2 separate regions of the Homo sapiens genome follow, and region 2 is linked to region 1. Evidence: read pairs that join two places in POLR2A ChIA-PET (ENCODE). Cell type or tissue: Panc1. All regions are shown on one strand. Region 1 overlaps LAMA3 (laminin subunit alpha 3). Region 2 overlaps TTC39C-AS1 (TTC39C antisense RNA 1).

Region 1 (8,000 bases):
CTGGAGGCAGAGGTTGCAGTGAGCCAAGATCGCACCATTGCACTCCAGCCTGGGCAACAAGAGTGAAACTCCGTCTCAAAAAAAACAAAAACAAAAACAGTTTTTTCTCTCACAATTCTGTGGGTTGACTGGGTTCAGCTGGTTGATTCTTCTGCTCCATGGGTTGTCAGTTGGGGTAACTCACTTAGTTGCATTCAGCTGGTGGCTAGGATGGACTGGATGGCCTAAGAAGGCCTCGCTAACATACAAGGTAGCTTGGTGCTCTCCCATTTGTCCTCTCCAGTTGGCTATTTTGGACTTTCTCACAGAATGGTGATTCTGGGTGGTTGGACTTCTTGCCTGCTGGCTTCCAAGAGGAAGGAAGCAGAATCTTCTAGCCCTTTTAAGGCCTAAGCTTGAATGTCCCAGAATGACACATCTGCTATAACAAAGCAAACAATCAAGTCAGTCTGGATTCAAGAGCAGAGACTAGCCTCCAGGGCAAACAGCATCCACCTTTTGATGGGTGAAATGGCAGGCACAGAGAGAGAGAGAAGGAATTGATGGCAGTCATCATTGGAGACTATTTATCACTTTTGCATTGTAAATATCTTCTAGTTTTAACTTTTCACTTTTTAAAGGTGTCTTTGATGAAGCAAACTTCTTTATACATATTTTATTTATTTATTTATTTATTTTTCGTAGAGACAAGGTTTCACTATGTTGCTCAGGCTGTCACCAACTCCCTGGGCTCAAGGAAACAAAATTCTTTTTTTTTTTTTTTGAGACAGAGTCTTGCTCTGTCGCCCAGGATGGAGCGCAGTGGTGCAATTTCAGCTCACTGCAACCTTCACCTCCCAGGCTCAAGCAATTCCCGTGTCTCAGTTACAGGCATGTGCCACCATGCCCAGCTAAAGGAAGCAAAATTCTTAATTTTAACATAGTCAGATTTATCCATCTCTTCTTTTGTAGTCAACGCTTTTTGTATCTTTGGTTAAGAAACCTTTCCTTGCTCTCAGTTCTAAAAGGTAGACACCTTTTTTTCTACTATGAGAGTTTGAAGTTTTATTTTTCACATATAAGTCCTTACTTCATCTGAAGTTGAATTGCATTTGCGACTTGAGTAGAACTCTGATTTTATTATTTCCCCCTGGATCTAGAATATTCCTTCCTTTCCCAGCGGTCTGACATACCACCTATGTTATATACTAAAGCTTCTTAAATGCATGGGCTGCCTGTTCTGTCCGATAGGTCTGTTTGTCTCATTTTGCCTTTCCTTAATTACAATAGCTTCATAATAAGCCCCGATTCCTTGAAGGGCAAGTTTCCTCCTCCCGGTCTTCTTCTTCAGCAATATCTTGGTCCTTTAAAGTTTCATATAAATTTTAGAATTATCTTACTGTACTTTAAGAAAGTCCTTATTCAGGTTTTCACTGGCATAATATTGTCTCTATAGCTTAATTTGGGGAGAATTGGTAAGTTTTTGATATTATCTTCTAGCTAACTCTCCATTTATGTAGATTTTCAAAATTCTGTTAATACTGTTTAAAATTTTTATTTGTCAAATTTCTTTTGAGATACTTGATGTTCTCTGAGACTATTATAAATGGCATTTTCTCTTTAATTAAATTTTCTAGTTGTTTGCTGCTACTCTACAGAGATGCAATGACTTTTTTATTTTAATGTCACATCCAGCTACCTTGCTAAAAATCTCCCAGTATTTCTAAAATTCTCTTTAGCAGATACATTTGGGTCTTTATTTTCTTTTTTTATTTTTTATTTTTATTTTTTTCAGAGTCAAGTTCTCACCCTGTTGCCCAGGCTGGAGTGCAATTGTGTGATCATAGCTCACTATACTACAGCCTCAAGCTCCTGGGCTCAAGCAATCCATCCCAGTCTCCCAAGTAGCTGGGACTGCAAACACATACCACCACACCTGGCTAATTAAAAAAAAAAAAAAATGTTTTTCTTGCTATGTTGCCCAGGCTGGTTTCAAACTCCTGGCCTCAAGTGATCCTCCTGCCTCAGCCTCCCAAAGTGCTGGGATTACAGGTGTAAGCCACTGTGCCTGGCTTCATTTGGAGGTTTTTTCTTTTTTCTTTTTTTTTGAGACAGGGTCTTGCTCTGTTGCCCAGACTGGAGTCCAGTGGTATGATCTTGGCTCACTGCAACCTCAGCCTCCTGGACTCAAGCGATCCTCCCAACTCAGCCTCCCAAGTAGCTGGGACTACAGGCAGGCACCACCACACCCAGCTATTATTTTTGTATTTTTAGTAGAGACGGGGTTTCTCCATGTTGCCGAGGCTGCTCTCGAACTCCTGGGCTCAAGCAATCTGCCCATCTTGGCCTCCCAAAGTGTAGGGATTACAGGCGTGAGCCACTGTGCCCAGCCTCATGTGGAGTTTTAATGTAAATAATTTTATCTTTAAATAAATAATAACAGTTTTATTTCGTTTATTCCAAATGTTATACATCTGTTTTTTTCTCCTGCCTTTAAAAAAATCCTTCTTGTTCTTGTCTCTTGCCCATTTTTTACTTTCAATTCTTGTGGAAAACACCAGGTTGAGTCAGAAATAGCAGAGACTTATAAATATATAAGACCTTTTATTTTGTGTATGACCATGAAGCAGTAAAGTTGGTATAAGCGTCTGTTGGAAGATATGGCTACAGAAAAAATAAAGTGGCCTGTCCCAGTGATACTCATGGGAAGGAAAGAGCCTCCTCAATGATCTTCCATCTGAGAAGTCCCATGGATTCTTTTCTCTTCTGCTCCACAAGTTTGATTGTCTTTTCTTTCTTTCTTTCTTTTTTTCTGGTGAATTAGCCAGCCAGACTCAGTTTAGATGATCCCAATTTTGTTGGCAACATCCAAAGCATTGTAATCAGGAGCCAGTTGAACATATGCCTTCTTCTCTCCATCAGGCCTAATCAGGGTGTTGACTTTGGCCACATCAATGTCATAGAGCTTCTTCACAGCCTGTTTGATTTGGTGTTTGTTGGCTTTAACATCCACAACGAACACAAGTGTGTTGCTGTCTTCTATCTTCTTCATGGCGGACTCAGTGGTCAGCAGAAACTTGATGATAGCATAGTGGTCAAGCTTGTTCTCCTGGGGGCGCTCTGCCGAGGATATTTGGGCTGCCTCTGGAGTCGCCGTGTCGTGGGCCGCCGGAAGGTGGGTGACGTGCAGATCTTTTTTTGTGTGGCTGTGGACACCTTTAAACACTGCCTTCTTGGCCTTCAAAACCTTCGTTTTGGCTTCAGCTTTAGGAGGGACAGGAGCTTCCTTCTTCGCCTTCGGCGCCATCTTGTGAAAAGACCGCAAGTTTGATTTTCAAAAGTATTGTCAGGTATTGCCCTTTTAAAAAGCCCCACGAGGTTATCTTCTCTCAAAACCTTGTTGCTTGGTGCCAAGGCTTTACTTGCAGGATTAGTCATAACCTTGGCCTCCCTGAGAAAGTTCTTCAACCGCAAGTCTACTTATCTAGGTAGCATGTCCACGTCGACTTAATTCTCCATGAAGAGCTCAAGAAAAATGATTAAGAAGGCTGCAAAGAGTTTTAACACTTAAGAAAGTCATTCTTCTGATTTTTTTTTTCACTTCTAGATCCACAGTCTGATTTCCTTTAGGGCACTACTAAATTCTTTTTGATTCTTCATATAGGTTGATTTGCAGTAAATATGACATTGAGATGTAAGGTAAAAATTACTGAAAGTTCAGGAGTAAAACAAATGAAAGAAAGGACAAGGAATACTTTAATAAAACGATTTGAATAAAAAATTTTCACCCTGACCGTTTAAGAGTAACTTAAAGAAGCCAAACTTTCTAATTATTAATTTTTAAATACATTATTAAATTTTTAGAATAAATTTTTCTTTCTTTTTAAAGTCAATGTTTACACTGATCTTTTTATTTTTCAAACAGAAAGTGTATGTTACACTTTTGCTTGTTAATGTTTAACTTAAGCTTGTGGACTCTTTGTTAGAAATTATTTTATATGGCAAAAAATTTATCACCTAAACTTGGCTAATACAAAGTTAATCCAGAAAAACCATCATCTAGGGCATTACTGGTTTGACAAGTTGTTTTTGTAGATTCTTTGCTGTCTGTCAAGGTTTTTTCCAATAGTCCTTAGAAATAAACAGAAAGTTTGACTCATTTTTATTACCTGGGCAAAGCTCGCTCCTTGGAATTCACCTTTAACTTATGTATCTATTATATCAGTCAGACTTCCAAATGTCAGTGTTGACACCTGTGATGCTGTCTTGCCTATACACTTATTTTTTAAATATGTGCTTTCAAATTATTTATTGCTCAGACTTGAAATATATATTTGATATATATAGTTTTTAGTGCCTACTAATTGTGAGATCAAGGGCTAACGTGAGTGCTAAAGCTCCTGAGCCTGTGTTCTTACCTAGTCTGCTGAATGACATGGACAGGAGCTGCAGAGGGACTGCTATATCAGCAGAAAGGCTAAGATGATTCTAAATGAAAGAGACCTTCAGGCTACTGTGAAGGCTACCATTTAAAACAAATTACAGGAAATAACGTATGTTAGTGATTATGCATGGATGTATAATAAACCAGAGTTGTAGCTGTTAGAGAGTTACAGGGTAGTGTTAACTTGTTATCCCTGGACTCTGGACTTAGGTCCTGATTCTACCATTGACCAGTGGTGTGGTTCTTGGGAAAATTACTTAACATTCCACTCTCTTTCCTCATCTGTAAAATAGAGGTGATAATAATAATCTTAGTATGAAAATATAAACTGGGTGGTGCCCAGTGCATAATAGGTGCTCTACAAATCTTCATCTTAATTATTATTATTACTTTGAAATTGAGAATCACTCTAACAACCTAGAAAGCACCTTCTGCATTCCTCACATCAATAATGTGGAGATGGAGATAAATGTAAATCATAAGCATTCCCATTTTGGGGAGAGATTTTGCTTCTAGCCAGATGTAAATCTTCTAAACTTTGAGGAATAATAATTAAATTCCCTCATCAAATAACTAAATGTTCTGGTAAAATGTTCTCTAGGGAGAAATAAAGATCATAGAAGGGAAAATACTGATAGTAAGTGTTTAGATGTCCTAGCTTAAAAGTTATTCATAGCTGGGTGCGGTGGCTAATGCCTGTAATCCCAGCACTTTGGGAGGCCGAGGCAGGCGGATCACCTGAGGTCAGGAGTTCAAGACCAGACTGACCAACATGGAGAAACCCCGTCTCTAATAAAAGTACAAAATTAGCCGGGCGTGGTGGTGCATGCCTGTAATCCCAGCTACTCGGGAGGCTGAGGCAGGAGAATCGCTTGAACCTGGGGGCGGAGGTTGCGGTGAGCTGAGATCATGCCATTGCACTCCAGCCTGGGCAACAAGAGTAAAACTCCGTCTCAAAAAAAAAAAAAAAAAAGTTATTCATTAAGCACCATATTATGACAATGCATTTTATAGAAAGAATCAACATTTTTGAGAAATGGCTGATGGAATTATTCCTTGGTTGAGTTTCTAGGGGGTGCAAGGCAGTGTGTTGGGTTGAAGTGATAGAGGGAAGAGCAGGAAACATATGGCCTCCGACCTCAGGAAGTGGCGGGGCCACATACACCCAAGGCACTGCTTCTGAGTTATAGAACCATTTTTGTATAATGTCGAAAGATAAAGATCTACACAGATACCTCACCATGCATGAAAGAACCATGAGTTGCATACTAGATGAAAACATGTGGTCACACCTTTGGTTACATACCAGGATCAAATTTCTCTCTGAACACTTAAGAATTAACTTCTAAGATGCTGGCTAGGGGCAGAGCTACCTCTTTGTCACAGCACATTCCTTGGGAGGCTGTGGGTATAAGTTTGCCTCTTTGTCCCCCTCCTATGTGATGGTTATACCCTAAGAGCATTTAGTTTGGGAGCAGATAGTTCAGTATGTGAAGTCCATCCCTGGGAAGCATGATCCTCTGACCCACTTAAAATACATTCGACATAGAAGAAAGGCCTATGTTCAGGTTTTAGATAGTAAATGGCTGCAAAACTATGCAAAAACCAAACCAAAACAAAAACCAGAATCAAAAGAATCTGCCTAGTAAGAAAGAGTAATTCAATAAGAAGTTAGAGATTATAATACCAAACAGATTATCACCACAGGTAAAAATGGATCCCCATTTACTTACTGAATTAATACTGACTTCTCAGTGCTGGTATTCACAGCCAGCCACATCTCTCCATGTACCTGGCAAGCCTTGTCTCTCAATGCTTGCCCTCAAAGGTGAAACAAGACCAGCCGGCCCCTGTGCCCTTGCTCGTGCTGGTTCCTCTACCTGGAATGCTTTCCCTGTTTGTGCTCACTGCCACTTACCAAAGTCCTATCCGTCCTCCCAGGCACTGGACATGCCTTCTCTTTCACCATGGAATATCTACCGCCATTGGCCACAGCCATCTACTCCATGGAGGCACTTGCTGTACACCCCTTCCCTGATGGTTGTTTGGATCCTTGATGCACCACTGGGACTGTGGGGAGGGATCTTTTTTGTACCCCAGTGCCGCACACAGAATTGCACAGAGGATGACTTAATGAGTGAAGTGGATTTGTTGAAGTGAAAACCTCTTTTCATCCCAAATACAACAGGCTCTTCTTGAAGTGTTGTATGAAACAAAAACATAGCTGTAAAGATGGAAGATAAATAGACCCCATATCCTAAAAACACCATAATCAGAGGCATAAATCGGTGATAAGGTTTAAGATAAATGAAAAAGAGAAAGCCTTACTACTGTTTCAGAATACATTCCAGTGAATTTTAACAGCTGACTTCTCTAAGCTGTATAAGATAGTCTTTGTTTGGTTCCCTGTATTTGCTATATGGATAAGAAAAAATTACTTGAAAGTAAAAAAATAAAAAACAAAAAACAAAAAAAACCCACTTTTTTTTTTTCAGGGCCAGTTCTGTGACTATTGCAATTCTGAAGACCCCAGGAAAGCACATCCTGTCACCAATGCCATCGATGGATCTGAACGTTGGTGGCAAAGCCCTCCCCTGTCCTCAGGCACACAGTACAACAGAGTCAACCTCACCTTGGATCTGGGGCAGGTGAGCTACACTTTTAACTGGAATGGGAACATGAGCTTAGATCACTGTTTCTATGGGGATTTCTGATATAATAATTATTGTAAAAAAAAAACAAACTTCAGTTTTAATCCCCTCATCATTGTTAAACCTGTTACATTAACATTTGCTTCCCTTAAACCCAGAATAGGCCAGGCACAGTGGCTCATGCCTGTAATCCCAGCACTTTGGGACGCCGAGGTGGGTGGATCACTTGAAGTCAGGAGTTTGAGACCAGCCTGATCAACATGGTGAAACCCCATCTCTACTACAAATACAAAAATTAGCCGGGTGTGGTGGCGGATGCGTGTAATCCCAGCTACTTGGGAGGCTGAGGCAGGAGAATTGCTTGAACCTGGGAGGTGGAGGTTGCAGTGAGCCAAGATCGCGCCACTGCACTCCAGCCTGGGCAACAGAGAGAGACTCCATCTCAAAACGAAAACAAAAACAAAGCCCGGAACAGTGCCTGGCAGCATGCAGATAGATGCCCATCCCTGTCTATTAAATGAGATTAAAAAATAATTGTAAATAGTTTCATTGGCAAAGATATTTTTATTATTATTTTTAATTGTGGTAAAAGAGACACAACATAAAATTTGTCATCCTAACCATTTTTAAGTATATGGTTCAGTGGCATTATGTACATTGGCATCATTGTGCAACCATCGCCGTCATCCATCTCTAGAACCCTTTTCATCTTGCAAAACTGAAACTCTGTTCCCATTAAACAGCAACTCCCCATTCCCCTTTCTCCTGCCGCTCGCAGCCAACATTCTACTTCTCTTACTGTGAATTGACAACTCTAGGAAGCTCATATAAGTGGAATCATATAGTATTTGTCTTTTTGTGACTGGCTTCTTTAACTTGGCATGATTTTTTAAGGTCTTGAAAACATCAGGGAAAGTGAAAGAAGC
Region 2 (8,000 bases), 280 kb after region 1:
ATTCAGAATATATAAAGAACTTCCAAAACTATATTATAAGAAAACAACTCAGTAAAAACCTGGGCAAAAGATTTGAACAGACACATCATCAATGAAGACAGACTAACAGTAAATTAAGTGCATGAAAATATGCTTGACATCATTATCCATTAGGGAAATGCAAATTAAATCCACAGTGAGATACCACTACATACCTATTAGAGTGACCAAAAAGAAAAAGATTGACCGTGTCAGTGTAGGTGAGGATGTGGAAGAAATGGAAGTCTCATATACTGCTGCAGGGAATGGAAAATGATACAGACATTTTGGAAGACAATTGACAGAGTCTTTGAAAGTTAAACATACACCTACCATATGATCCAGCCATCCTGCTTCTAGGTGTTTAGCCAAAAGGAAAGGAGCTATATATTCATTCAAACACATGTGGATGAATGCTCATAGCAGCTTTATTTGTAAAAGAAAAACTGAAAGAACCCAAATTTCCATCCACAGATAAGTGAATATACTGTATAGGGTATCTGTATAATGGAGAGTGACTACTCAGCAATGAAAGGAAACGAACTATTAATATACATACACTTCAACTTGGATGAATCTCAACATGATTATTCTGAGTAATAGAAGCAAGATAAAGGACTCAGAGAGTACACACTATAAACTTTCATTTAGATGAAATTCTAGAAAAGTCAAACTAACTTATAATGACAGAAAGCAGATTAGGGATGGGAGGGAGAGATGACAAAGGGGCACCAGGACCCTTTTGGGATGATGAATATGTTCACTATCTTGATTATAGTATTACACACATGTCAAAACTTATCAAATAGAACAGTTTTAGTATGTACCACATGTTGCATGTCGATTATACCTCAATCGAGTTGGGTTCTTTTACAATTTTAAGTTTAAAATTATCTGTGAATAATACTCTTAACCTTTAGCCCTTGGCTTTGGCCAAGATGCCTTCTCATGCATAATTCTTTGCAGAGAAAGCTACATCTCCTTCACTTATGGTGGTGAGCCAAGGGGTAAACAAATGCTTTAATCATTGTGATAGCCATAGTTCTAGCACTTGACTCATAAGAAGTACTTAGTGTGTGTGTAATAATACTTCATGCTTAGAAGTTATATGGGTCTAAAATTCAATAACGAACTATACAAATGTGATTTGTAATAAACTTAAAAGGTGACATCTATGAAGCATTGCACATCACAAGAGCATGTATTTCTTTCAAATACACAGAAGAAAATCGAGGAACAACTGAGCAAGGTCTACCCTGCAAGGGGTCCTGAGGATGGTGATCCAGCCAGTGAGTCAGAATCTGACTTACGCCCAGGAGCCAGCTACCTCAAAGTGCTGAGCACATCAAATTCAAAATGGCTGGTGAAAATGCTTGCCTCTGGTAGAAGAGCTGCAAGTAAATTGGACATCAGAAGGAAAACAATTTAACTCATGCAAACACAACTCAACTAAAAACAGAGATTAAAGAGAGCTGCTGTAACTCACACCAAATATTTAGCAGCTGCAATTTTCATTTTTTACTGCCAAGTTCAATTCACAAAAACAACAACAATATTTATTTAACATCTGTTATGTGGCAACAGTGTGGTAGTCATCTTTAAGGCTGTTAAGCATTTGAATAAATTATAGGAGGCAATGAATCTCCCTTCTAAGAAATCTTTCTCATTTGGATACAGAATGTGTCTATACAAAATGAAATATGCGTAGATCTTCCAAAACAAGATCTTCTTTGTGTAGCTCTTCCAAGACAAGATCTTATCTATGACTTTTTTTATATATTCAAGCTTTCATGGCCATGATACCTTACATAAAAAACTAATTGCAGCACAGTTCACAATAGCTAAGATTTGGAAGCAACCTAAGTGTCCATCAATAGATGACTGGACAAAGAAAATGTGGTACATATATACAATGGAGTACTATTCAGTCATAAGAAAGAATAAGATCCTGTCATTTGCAGCAACATGGATGGAACTGGAGATCATTGTGTTAAGTGAAATGAGCCAGGCACAGAAACACAAACTTCATATGTTCTCACTTATTTGTGGGAGCTAAAAATTAAAATAATTGAACTCATTGAGATAGTAAAAGGATGGTTACCAGAGGCTGGAAAGGGTAGTGGTGGAGTAGGTGGAAATGGGGATGGTTAATCGGTTCAAAAAAATAGGATGAATAAGACTTAGTATTGGCTAGCGCAACAGGGTGACTATAGCAAAAAATAATGTAATTGTACATTTTAAAGTAACTAAAATAATATAAATGGATTGTTTGTAACACAAAGGATAAATGCTTGAGGGGATGGATACCCCATTTACCCTGATGTGATTATTAGGCATTGCATGCCTATATCAAAATATGTCATGTAACCCATAAATATGTATACCTATTATATACCCACGAACATTAAAAATAATTTTTTAAAAAAAATTAATAGGATATTATGTCATTTCCCCCAGGTCTGGCTCAGTAATTCCCCATGAACAATGTAGAGGACGTATTGTCTAGTTAACTTGGTTAAATAAGGACTCAATGAATGGGGAAAAATGTATTTGGAAATTCTTTCCTAAAACTGAAATACCGTGGTCATCCATTCATTAAATAGTCACTGAATTCCTACCATGTCCTGGGAGTGTGCAGTGGTGAACAAGCCAGACATGTGGTCTTTGCTCACATGAAGCCTATGGGGAGACAGGAGATCCAAAAATAAATATACCATTACACGTTGTAATTAATTGAAAATATTTGTGTATACTAGGAGGCAGAGAAAGCCCAGTGTGCTGCCTTACTGTAATTTCCAGTCTCTCCAGAAATAAGAAAGGCACTGCTCCACTGCCTTTTAATTGCAGCTTTTCTATGTTTTTGCATTAGGAGTAATTATGTGCCCTTGACATTTTTGTGCTCAGAGTGCAGCAATCTGCCTAACAAGCATGGCTTGCTTCTCCCTGGACATAACTACTGAGTAATTGGCAGGCAGGCCGGACTGACCTGCGCCACACACAGAGCCAGAGCCCGCTGCCAATGCTTCAGGCCCAAGGGCTGTGCTCCTGGGTGCATAGCACAGAAAAGACTGCCAGGCTGTGTCAATCTTTTTAATCATGCTTACGCATATAGGTTAACCACAGTTATGTAAGCAGGTTCTGAGAAAAGGTGAGAAAGAGAATGGAGAGTTTTGCTACAACAGAGGCAGGATTCTGAATTTATTTCCAGCTGCCCATCTTGTCCCTCCTGGAGACCTAACCCCTCCAGCACCTACACACACAGCCTCTTTAGAAGCAACTATCCTGCCACTGGCTCAGAAAGGCTGAGTCCTAAGAATTCTAAAATCTTGCTCCTAAGAAATCTCAAGCTTCTTTTGTGGTAAGTGGCTTAATGAGACAGGGTAAGTGATAAACAAGAAGAATCATTGTATCATTTTATGTTTTTATCATGTTGTCATTGCACTGGCTAAGTTCATCTTTGATGGTAAAATACTAACGCAAATTGAAGCTGTGATAAAAGGGCTTTCAATATGAAATAGACAAGACATATAATGGAAAGAAATGCTTCCAGAATGGATTTCCATAAAAACGTGGCAAGACTTTCTCAGTGCCATTCTTTAAAATCTCTGCTATTTTTCAACAAATGCCAGATGTTAAAGCATTTGCATAGTATCCCTTGGAGGGTTGGGTGTAAAGACATGCATTAATATCAGGTTAATAGAAAATATCTACAATAACAAAATGTCCACACACAGATGCTCAATAAATGCCATAGCACTTGTTATGACTAATTATTATGAAGTACACGGACCCCTTTTCATATCAAATAATTTACTAGACCCTCACTTATAGATCTTGTACTCCTACTTGGTTGAGAATGTATCAAAATAACTAAAAATGTCACTGTGAATTTCATTAAATCTTGTATAAAGATCGAAATGTAGGCCTCCAGCTGTGAAATTTAGAATCTCATCTTTTACTAGCCTTGACCAGCTGTGAGTGAAATGCCAGATCAAAGTTTATTTTTCATAAATATTTAAGTAATGTCACAATTAGCAATGCTATTCTAGATAATTATTTAATTTCACTACATATTATAAACTGAAAATCTATGAAAAAAATTATATACTAATTTAATTGTCTTGGGAAATATAATAGAAATGGACCATAGTTTGACATTAGATGTTTTGGTATTAGGTTTGTGCAAAAATAATTGCTTTTAATGGCAAAACTGCAATTACTTTTGCACCACCCTAATGGTTCATATGACATCACCAACAATCATCCAGAAAGCTTCATATTAATCTTAAATGAATTGTTGCCATTAACAAAGCTTTCTTCTCTGAGATTCAGCTGGAGAAGTTCATTTTGGAAAACATTTAAAACTGTTATGCACATGAATCTCTGAAAAGATATGAAGCTCTGGCAAAAAAATAAATGAAGGCTAAAAACAGAGGGAAACAATTTCCCAGTGCAAAAGATTTTCTATTATTTTCATTATTATTCCTTAGATGTTTTGGCTGAAGATACAAAAAGAAAAACAAATAGATATGTTTTCCTCAAAAACCATCACTTTATTTTTGTGCCACGGTTTTTGTTTAAAATAAGATGACAGAGAAGAAAATTATAGAGATAAAATCAATTGTAGTAACCAAAAAAAAAAAAAAAAATCAGTTTTAGTAACCAAAGGAAATCAGTCTGTATTTCCAAAACCTTTGTGTGAGAGCCCATCAGTGTGGTTGGCAGATGTTTTACAAACACTTAGGGAATCTGTCATGAACTTTAAAGACCAAGAGAGCTTTTTCTGTTTGCCAGGAAATCTAGGAAAACAAAGGAAAATTAAACCCATTAGCCTAGTTTAACATCATGTGCTTCCCCCACTCGCCCCTCCCCTCATAGCCAGGGCTTACACAAACACACTGAATGGTACTTACGTTCCTTAGGTATTACCAGTTGGCCCCGTTTCAAGGCTTTAAAAAAGCCTCATCACTATGCACCCAACGTTAACACTCAAAGCCCCGCAGGGCTGTATCTTGGACGGCTGTTGCTACTGAGTGTGATTCTCAGCAGATGAAATGCTAGCAGCAGCAGCAGCAGCATCTATGAACTGCCTTATAATAAACTGCAACTTGGCTGCACTTAGTCATCACCAGGGCCACGCGCTGATGCGTGAACTCCACCCTCAGAGACTCTGATTTCATTGGTCTGGGAGTGGCCTGGACATCAGGATCTTTTCCTTTTTTTTAAAAAAAAATAATAATAATTATAATCCACAAGATTTTCCTAATGGTTACATCTCACACCATGAAATTGACTTTGGTAAAATGTGTGTATAGTTCTCTGTCACTTTATCACGTGTGTAGGTTTGTCTAATCAGCATTGCAATTATGATACAGAACTATTCCTTCATCACAAAGATATGCCTTTATGGTATCACTTACCTGCCTTCTCTCTACTATCCCTAACTCCTGACAAACACTAATCCCGATAATTTTGTCATTTCAAGACTGTTAAATAAATGGAATCGGCCAGGCGTGGTAGCTCATGTATGTAATTCTAGCACTTTGGGAGGCCGAGACGGGTGGATCACTTGAGGTCAGGAGTTTGAGACCAGCCTGGCTAGCATGTCGAAACCCCATCTCCACTAAAAATACCCCAAAATTAGCCAGGTGTGGTGGCGCGCGTCTGTAGTCCCAGCTACTCAGGGGGCTGAGGCACGAAAATCACGCGAATCCAGGAGGTGGAGGTTGCAGTGAGCCAAGACTGCACCACTGCACTTCAGCTTGGGCGACAGAGTGAGACTCTGTCTCTAAATGAATAAATAAATGGAATCATACAGTGTGTACCCTTTTGAGATTGGCTTTTTCACTCAGCATAATGCACCTGAGATCCATCTAGGTCGTATGAGTCAATAGTTCATTCCTTTTTATTGCTGGTATAGATGTACTACACCTTGGGGCTATTACAAATAAAGCTGCCATGAACATTTGTATAAAAGTTTTTGTGTGACCTGCCTGGGCAACCATAGCAAAACCCCATCTCTGCCGGAAAAAAAAAAAAGTTAGCCGGGCATGGTGGGATACACCTGTAGTCCCAGCTACTCAGGAGGCTGAGGTGGGAGGATCGCTTGAGCCCAGGAGGTCAAGGCTGCAGTGAGCCACAGTCACACCACTGCACTCAAGTCTGGGTGACAGAGCAAGACTCTGTCTCAAAAATTTATGAAAAGTTTTTGTGTGGGAACATAAGTTTTTATTTCTCTGGCATGAATGCCAGAAGTGCCGTTGTTGGATCGTATGTTAAGTATATGCTTAGTTTTCAAAGAAACTGCCAAACGTTTTTCCAGAGTGGCTGTACCATTTTACATCTCCACCAGCAAGGAGAGATCCAATTTCTCCACATTCTTGCCAACATTTGATATTGTCACTATGTTTTATTTTAGCCATTCTGTAGGTGTGTAGTGGAACTTCATTGGGGTTTAGTTTACATTTCCATCAAAATGAGTGATGTTGAACATCTTTTCATGTGTTTATTTGCCATCTGTATATCCTCTTCAGTAAAATGTCTCTTTATATCTTTTGCCCATTTTCTAATTGGATTTGGGCATGGGCCAGAGAGATGGAAGAGGGGCAGTGCATCGAAAACTTCCCTAAGTGTATCTACTATGCAGCCAAGTTTGGGAAGCACTGCGTCATTATAACTTCTTTATATAGGTACACTCTAAATGTAAGCCATTGCACTTGTGCTAATATTAAAATAAGGTCAGTGTGGGCACTGGCTAATTAAACATGCCTGCAGTCCAAGGGAAAAACACTGGAGATGCTTTCCATGACCTCAGGTTGTTTGCATATACTCATCATAAGGCTGGAGGAATGAGCCCTGCAGGGAATATTTCTGGAAATGTGGCCCAAATATCTTCTGCTTTAAAATCATGGCATGTGTATGTGCATGTGTGCACCTGTGCACATGTGTGAAAAATGGTGATTCCCCAGTCCCAAGCCCCATACCTACTAAATCAGGACTTTTGAGGATGAGGCCTAGAAATCTATATACATAGCCCAGCAGATTTCCACACACTCAAAAATTTGAGACCTATCTTGCTCAAGGAAGACTGGGGACCCAATCTCCACTTCAGGGCATAGGTGGATGCCTTCCTATTAAGAAATCAGTTGGCCGGGCACAGTGGCTCACGCCTGTAATCCCAGCACTTTGGGAGGCCAAGGTGGGTGGATCACAAGGTCAGAAGATCGAAACTATCCTGGCTAACATAGTGAAACCCCGTCTCTACTAAAAATACAAAAAACTAGCTGGATATGGTGGCACACACCTGTAGTCCCAGCTACTTGGGAGGCTGACACAGGAGAATCACTTGAATCCAGGAGGCAGAGGTTACAGTGAGCCGAGATCGCACCACTGCACTCCAGCCTGGATGACAGAGTGAGACTCCATCTCAAAAAGAAAAAAAAGAAATTGGTTTAGGCAGGGCACAGTGGCTCCTATCTGTAATCTCAGTGCTTTGGGAGGTCAAGGCAGGAAGATTGCCTGAGGCCAGGAGTTTGAGACCAGCCCAGGCAACACAGCAAGACCCTGTCTCTAAAAAGAAAAATAAAAAGGCCAGGTGCAGTGGCTCATGCCCGTAATCCCAGCACTTTGGGAGGCCAAGGCAGGTGGGTCACCTGAGGTCAGGAGTTCGAGACCAGCCTGGCCAACATGGCAAAATCCTGTCCCTACTAAAAATACGAAAATTAGCCGGGCGTGGTCGTGGGCGCCTGTAATCCCAGCTACTCAGGAGGCTGAGACAGGGAGAACTGCTTGAAGCCAGGAGGCGGAGATTGCAGTGAGCTGAGATTGCCCAACTGTACTCCAGCCTGGGCAATAGAGCAAGTCTCTGTCTCAAAAAAAAAAAAAAAAAAAAAAAAGAGAAAGAAAGAAAGAAAGAGGGAAGGAGGGAGGGAGGAAAGAAAAGAAAAGAAAGAGAGGGAGGGAGGAAGGAAGGAGAAAGAAAG

What was found. ChIA-PET counts read pairs that join two places held together with the same protein. Peaks named below come from ENCODE experiments on the same cell type or tissue, not always from the same donor. Only the 100,000 strongest peaks of a DNase experiment are listed, where the experiment ranks them.
Region 2: POLR2A ChIA-PET joins it to region 1 with 5 read pairs; 2 of 35 experiments call an interaction of 5 or more read pairs at or near these places.

What each region holds. Positions count from the first base shown.
Region 1 is chr18:23,707,002-23,715,001 of GRCh38, forward strand. It overlaps LAMA3 (laminin subunit alpha 3), which reads left to right. Exons shown (of 75, transcript NM_198129.4): 2 at 6,919-7,071. It also overlaps the pseudogene RPL23AP77. Among named protein-coding and RNA genes, the nearest start is that of LAMA3, 22 kb to the left of the region's middle. In Panc1, no CTCF peak of the experiment used is centred here; no DNase peak of the experiment used is centred here.
Region 2 is chr18:23,989,663-23,997,662 of GRCh38, forward strand. TTC39C-AS1 (TTC39C antisense RNA 1) reads right to left here. Exons shown (of 6, transcript NR_110796.1): 6 at 4,551-4,817. It also overlaps a transcript of TTC39C not described here. Among named protein-coding and RNA genes, the nearest start is that of LINC02958, 11 kb to the left of the region's middle. RefSeq lists a silencer at 4,843-4,902. In Panc1, no CTCF peak of the experiment used is centred here; a DNase peak (open chromatin) is centred at 4,999; H3K4me3 peaks cover 300 bases; H3K27me3 peaks cover 464 bases.